2 separate regions of the Mus musculus genome follow, and region 1 is linked to region 2. The links are chromatin contacts, found by Hi-C or POLR2A ChIA-PET in ENCODE. All regions are on one chromosome and are shown on one strand. Each heading gives the region's core, a stretch centred on a gene start or an enhancer-like site at or near the end of the contact. The rest is flanking DNA. Distances are from core to core; before and after follow the strand shown. Region 1 holds the start of Ttc32 (tetratricopeptide repeat domain 32). Region 2 holds the start of Laptm4a (lysosomal-associated protein transmembrane 4A).

The links. Hi-C counts contacts between places; a loop is a spot of excess contacts on that map. ChIA-PET counts read pairs that join two places held with the same protein, here RNA polymerase II (POLR2A).
Region 1: a loop to region 2 is called in a map of regulatory T cell, with 3 times the contacts of the local background. The contact joins the promoter of Ttc32 here to the promoter of Laptm4a in region 2. A Hi-C loop is called at or near these places in 3 of 37 maps with a recorded cell type or tissue (regulatory T cell and v-Abl transformed pro-B cells). POLR2A ChIA-PET finds 5 or more read pairs at or near these places in 3 of 5 experiments (Patski and embryonic stem cell).

Annotation. Positions count from the first base shown.
Region 1 is chr12:9,028,395-9,031,784 of GRCm38, forward strand. Ttc32 (tetratricopeptide repeat domain 32) reads left to right here and starts at 1,603. Exons shown (of 3, transcript NM_029321.2): 1 at 1,603-1,802. The coding sequence starts at 1,663. It overlaps Wdr35 (WD repeat domain 35), which reads left to right. Exons shown (of 27, transcript NM_001159527.1): 27 at 1-453.
Region 2 is chr12:8,919,853-8,923,398 of GRCm38, forward strand. It overlaps Laptm4a (lysosomal-associated protein transmembrane 4A), which reads left to right and starts at 1,455. Exons shown (of 7, transcript NM_008640.2): 1 at 1,455-2,442. The coding sequence starts at 2,107.

The DNA.
Region 1 (3,390 bases), core at 353-2,852, 110 kb after region 2:
GGAAAAAAAAGATAATCCATACATCACAGTGCAACCAAGAGACAGTTTGATTCTTTTCACATAAGATTTACAGGTGTGAACTAATTTTTTTGTAGTTCCTGTCTGTTCATTTACCATTTATATAACTTATAGTTTGTGGCAAATTACCACAGAACTAGTTCTCTCTTGCCAAGGTTACCAGTTGGTTAGAGACCCCTTGGGAGGTAGCTGGGGATGGCAGAGGGTAGGAGGGGCTGCCTTGAAGCAGAGAACAGACATGACCTGGGTTCAGGGAGGCTCAGCAGCGGCTTAGGACATGAGCTCTGTTTCTACTTAAGGTTAAATTTCTGTATGTTCATAAATGAGGAAATGGCATTTTAAGACTTTTTATTATTTGAAGTTTTAAAGACTACAAGCCTCATTCAAGAGGAAGCATTTGGTCTCTTTTCTTTGTAATAAACATGAATTAACTGATTTTGAGTAATGCTGTAGTTATCATCAAGCTTATCCCGAGCTATGCCATGGTTCAGAGTACTCTAGTGGCCTAAATGTGACCCCAGCAGCCACAGCATGCACTAATGTGGCCGGTCCCAGCATTCTGGTAAGCAGTGTACCTGCACAGGCACTGCCGACCTCTCTCATCTGCCATACACAGCTCATTATATTTTGCTGAAATGTACTTTAAGATCACTTTTCTGACCGGGCAGTGGTGGCACATGCTTTTAATCCCAGCACTTGGGAGGCAGAGGCAGGGAGATTTCTGAGTTCGAGGCCAGCCTAGTCTACAGAGTGGGTTCCAGGACAGCCAGGGCTACACAGAGAAACCGTGTCTCGAAAAAACAAAACAAATCACTTTTCTTTATTCTCAGAGCTCAGATCAAAAGTTTTTCTGAGACATTATTTGAAATAAACATGAAAACAAATTCTGAAGGGAAAAAAGGACGTTTATCCCATGTTTCCTTCCACTATAATGTAGGGAAATGTGGCATTTGCATTGTCTTCACATCCACAGACACATCCTCGGACACACACAGAGACATACACAGAATATATATCACATGGGAGAAAAAGCTAAGTCTTTTTAGGAAAATATACAGTGACTGAAGTGGCAGAGAATTGTTACCATAGAGACTACAGAAAGTTCACACTCAGAAACATGGACAAATTTGTTTCAAAGTAACAGAATATTAACTCTGTTGCCATAGCTCTAGACGCTTATTTTGGGTATCTAAAATGAAAACAGCAATATTATGTTGCCCTCTACTGTCTGCTTCTATAATTATTTTCTAAAAAAAAATTTTTTAAAGACTTCTTTATTTACTATGTATACAGCATTCTGCCTGGATATATGCGCACCACCACCGCCCGGCCATGGGCACTGTCTGTCTGTCTATCTATCATCCATCTAATCTAATCTAATCTAATCTAATCTAATCTAATCTAATCTAATCTAATCTAATCTAATCTAATCTAATCTAATCTAATCTAATCTAATCTAATCTAATTATGTATACACATGTCACAAAGATTTAAATTCTCTTAATTTCCCGCGAACGGCGTCAGGCGCTACCAGTTGTCTCGCGATACTACGGGTCTTCAAACAGGACAAACGTCCTTTTCCTTTAGCCAACGAAGTCCCGTGAGCGGTAGCTGTGGTTCCGCTTCCACCCGGGTGAGGCGGTCATGGCCTTGCGGCCAGGCCGAGAGGGCGGAGAGAGCTCGGCCGCCCTGGCCACGGCGCAGGCTCGCTTCTCCAGGGGCGAGTTTGCCGAGGCCCGGGAGCTGTACTCCGCCTTCATTGGCCAGTGCGCGCGTCACGGGAGGTAACTATCGCGAGAGCGGGCTGGGCGCGTGGGTGGTCCCCGAGCCACGCGCGGACCGCGGAGTCCTGGGCTGCCGCTTGGTTTCCCCAGAAAAGATCCCCTCCGAGCCCTGTCCTTCGGGGAGGGGACGCCTTGGTCTCCGCAGAGGCCCAGGCGGCAGGAAGCCGCTGTTCTGGGCAGGGAAGGTGGTCGTCCTCGGAACCACAGCGACGCCTTTGTGTTCCGGACGCGAAGGTTCCGGTTCAGCACCCGCTTAAGCTAAGCACAGTCGCTGCACCCAGCTGTCCCGTTAGTGTTTACCACGACGTCACAGCACACTCCTGAAGTTAAGGGTTGTTAATGTGACACCGCTAGAACATCACAAGAGTCCTTTCTGTAGAATATCAAGCCAGCGATGAAACGTTTATTGCCCAGTACAGTTCTTTGTTACTTTGATATTTGAGTTCGAGCAGCTTATCAAGATGTGCACTCTGACCCCTCTATTCCCACTACGCTTTGAGTCTTTAGAAAACGGGGTTGTATGTCGAGCCAAAATCTGATAATTATAAAAATTTTGACATTTAGGGGTCTTGGTTGCATTCTGTTTTCTGCCAGTTAAGGAATTAAAAGGCAGTAAAACTCTCAAGCCAGGCAGGTAGCAGCGGAGGAGGAGGAGGTGGTGGAGGAGGAGGAGGGTGCCACGACTAAGTACAGCTTATGAGAGAATCCGCTAATGAGGAAAGGTTTCCTAGGGGTGAGAAAACTTGAGTGGGCAAACAGATAAAACCCTCGGCAAAGCGGAAGAGGATTTCAGGAACCCGCAGATCCACTCCTTTGAGGGTTTAAGGAACTGAGGGTTGGTCAGTTTGAGCACAGAGCCCTAAGCATGTCCGATCCAGCTTTGAACTTGTGTAGTAGTAGCATAGCAGAGCCATCAGCGGGGGTGGGGTGGGGTGGGGGGCTCTATTGGTGAAAAAAAAGTAGAAAAGCCTTTTTAGGCTGCCGGGTTTTTGTTTCCGGTCAGCCGGGTCAGGAAGAAGCAGGTCAGGTTGGCAGTTCACTATATTTATTATCTAGTCTCAGCTCCTCTCTTGATACATCTGCTTATCAGGGAGTCTTACTCTTAGCCCCTCCGTATTGTTTGTCCCAATGTCTCTGTATTGGTTGTGAATTGGTCGTTAAACCGGGAGAATCGATCCAACTCTGCAGGTTCACAATTCCACTGTAATAGAGTGAAGTCTTTTACTCTTTGTGATATTCACAGCCTGGCTATCTTCTGTGCTAATGCCTGCACATGTAGCATTAGTTACTTCAAGATTTGCCTTTGTTGCGCTTATGTAATGTGTGGAGTGAACACAGAGAAACAGAGAAACTGGGAATTTCTCTCTCTCTCTCTCTCTCTCTCTCTCTCTCTCTCTCTCTCTCTCTCTTTGTGTAGCCCCAGCTGTCATGAAACTCCCTCTACATACCAGGCTGCCCTTGAATGCAGAGATCCACCTGCCTCTGCCTCCCAAGTGCTGAGATTACAAGCTGTAGTACTGGACCTGGAAGATCTTTATAGTAGACTGCAAGCTTGTCTTTGCATGAGATCTAATACAGAAGACTATTT
Region 2 (3,546 bases), core at 205-2,704:
AAACTGAAGAGCATCCTAAGCTACATAGTGAGCTGGAGGCTAGGTTGCGATCATGTCATAAAACAAAAATAGAAAGGAAAAGAGAAAGAACGGGGAAGGGAAATTGAGACTATGAATTAAAGAGGGGCTGGGAAGATAACTCAGTGGTTAAGAACACTTGAGGACCTGGGTTTGGTTCCGAGTACCAACATGGAGGCTTACAACCAGTCGTAACAACAGTTCCTGAGAATCCAACACCCTTTTCTGGCCTCCAGTGGGCACTTTACCCACTGAGCCATCTCCTTATGCCCAGTCCATGTTCTTAACAGACATATATAGTATATTTTCATTAATAAACTTCTAGCATTGTCTACTGGCTTCAATTATGGTAGGCAAAACACTCATATACATAAAACACAGTCTTCTAAAAAACCAAGTGTTTTCTGCTCTTTCAGATGCCTAGAGTTCAGTTCCCAGGACCCACATCAGGCAGCCTGCAATTTCAGCTCCAGGGGGATCTTATGTCTGCTTCTGGCTTCCTCTAGCGACTGCTACACATGTAGCGTTTTTTCACTCACACACATATTCTAGGAACCTTAAAGACCCACAAATCCTGCATCCCCCTCATTTGCTTCCTCATACACTAGGCTAGCTGGCCAGAGAGCTTGCAGGGATGTCTCCTCACTCAAGACATCTGTCTGGCTGTAACAGCTGGGTTTTACAGAAAGGTAAAGCCACAGCGTCTGGTTTTCCATGAATCCTCACGATTGCTTTGCAAGCACTTTACCCACTTACCACCTCTTCATATATACTATATTTTCATTAATAAAATTCTAGCATTGTCTACTGGCTTAAATTATGGTAAAGGCATGGATTTTGTCCTGACATCTCTTCCCTTCCTCTTTCCAAAATACTTTTGAGGTTCTTTGAAATTATTCAGTGTTTATTTGATTATGCCTATTATCCACAGCTGCACACTATGGTACAGTTTCATTCCTTCTCAAGGTAGCTACAAGCCTTGTTTGTTTGTTTGTTTGTTTTTGAGACAGGGTTTCTCTGCATAGCCCAGGCTGGCCTTGAACTCAGAAATCCACCTGCCTCTGCCTCCCAAGTGCTGGGATTAAAGGCGTGCGCCACCACAGCCCGGCTGATAGCCACAAATCTTAAAACAAATACAAAATAAATTCAGTCAAAAACTTGACTCAGTTAATGAGGATCATAAGATGTTAGAAGGAACTATAGAGTGAATATAAAGCACCCATTGTTGAAGTAAAAATGATAACTGAATCACCCAACTTATGTCAAATGGCTTTCTCTGAGAAGAGGTATGAGTCAGTGAGTCTCGTGTAACATGCTGTAGAAATGTCCAGCATCCCACAGAAAGTTGAGGCTCACTCTGGCATCAGAGCATGCAGAAAAGTGTGGCTTGTTTCTCACTTAAGACACACTCTCTCATTCTCTATTTTTTTTTTTTTTTTTTGCTTGTTTTTCTGGCCTATTTCAATGTCCTTCACAATCTTTCTCTTCAAGAAGAAAAAAAAAATCACTATTATCTGTATAAACTCAACAGCTAAGCGGTTTCTCCACTTTATCATGCTGTCATTTTCCTTAATCCCTTGGCCTTTGGCAGAGTCCAGTGGTATTTATTGGCTCCCTCTAAGTAGGCTTCAGAGAGATGGGGGAAGGACAGAAATCCAATCCTTTAGCCTACTTGCGAGCCCTCCTTTCTGGTCTGAGCCTAGAGGGCCACGCCAGAATGGTAGCCACGCCCCTTCCCGCAGGCACGCCCCGACAGGCCCAACAATAGAGCACGAATACGTCACGTGGGCCTCGCAGTGACAAAGACAACGTGGCGAAAGACAGCGCCAAAAATCTCCGTGCCCGCTGTCTGCCACCAACTCCGTCTTGTTTCACCCTTCTCCTCCTTGCGGAGCTCGTCTGGGAGACGGTGAATTACCGAGTTACCCTCAATTCCTACAGCCCCCGACAGCGAGCCCAGCCACGCGCACCGCGGTCAAACAGCGCCGGAGAGAGTTGAACTTTTGATTGGGCGTGATCTGTTTCAATCTCCACATCTTCTCCAATCAGAAGCCAGGTAGCCCGGCCTTCCGCTCTTCGTTGGTCTGTATGTGGCAGAAGGCGGAGGGAGAGATTCCGAGCCGACGTCCCGCGAGAGCGGCGCCGGGCGCCCAGAGCGCAGGCGCACAGGAGTTGGCAAGGGCCCGGGCCGAGGGCGGGCCAGAAGACGCGTCCTTTGGCTGTGGACACCGTCGTAGAGTCGTCTGGGTTGAACCGCTGGGCCGAAAGCTTTTGTCAGGGGCCTGGGCGAGAACGAGGCCCGCGAGGTTCCGGATGGTGTCCATGACTTTCAAACGGAGCCGCAGCGACCGGTTCTACAGCACCCGGTGCTGCGGCTGTTGCCATGTCCGCACCGGGACGATCATCCTGGGGACCTGGTACATGGTAAGGGCTGGCTGGCAGGGCCGCTCCACCAGGCCAGTGCGCCTGCGCGACAAGTGGGCCTGGTGGGCAGGGGGCGGGGACGTGAAAGTTGTTGGGGCGCTACTTTTCGGGGTGCTTTTAACTGTGAACTGAGGCTTTACGAGATGGGGCTCCCCAGGATTTGGGAGGGGATGGGAATAGGATCGTCATTTCGGGTTCGGGAAGTGCGCAACCCTCATCCCGCCCCACCCCCCCATCGAAACAATTATTGTCCCGCAGTTATGCAGCCAGTTCGGACGTTTTGTCCGAATCGAAAGCGAAATCCAGTTCGGGTGCCTCCTGCAGTTTTTGTTGAGGCGTTCGGTGATGTAGCCAGAGGTCTCTGTTTTGAGTCTAGACGTTAGCCAGAATTTACAGTGGGTCAGATTTTCCTCATTACACCCCCTCCCTGCCTTGTCAGGTGGGTTTTCATCCCAAGGCCGCCTTGGTTTGGAAGAGATGTTTATTGAAAGCCTGCTATGTCCTTACTGACATTTTCTGGGCTCCAGGATCTGTGTGATTCTGTCACAGCAGATGGACGGGCTTGTTGGTTCCATATTCGGCAGAAAGTCTTGTGACTTAAAAAAAAAATTAGTTCCCAGTATCTGTTCATATGAACTTATTTGTTGCGATTTCCAAACCCGTGATTTTTTAAAGATAGTTTTAAGCAATTAAACTTTGCCGAAGCTTTGAGGAACATGTTTTGCTGGCGTGACCACTTGGATGACTTTTGAAATTTCGTCGTGGGGGTGGGGGGTGAGGGTAGGAAGTGGAGTTAGTGTGCAGTTTCTGATACTTACATGAAGAGCAAAGGAGGGAGAGGCGTACCCCTGTCCTCTCTTCCTTCTCTTTACTCTTCCCCGCCCAGTATCTTGAAGTCATTAGTAACTTTGGCAGAACACCAGATGAAAATCTTCCTCAGGCAGATGGCTTCCCAGCCCACCCCAGGGGACTATCAGACCTCTGCAGGATTGCAGCTTTTTCCGTCTTGTATCCTTATGTACATTAGAGAAGAGCCCCAGGAAAGCTTGAATGTGGTTTGGTATGCTTGCGATGAGGTTATTTTCACGTTTTCAGTACTTCTGT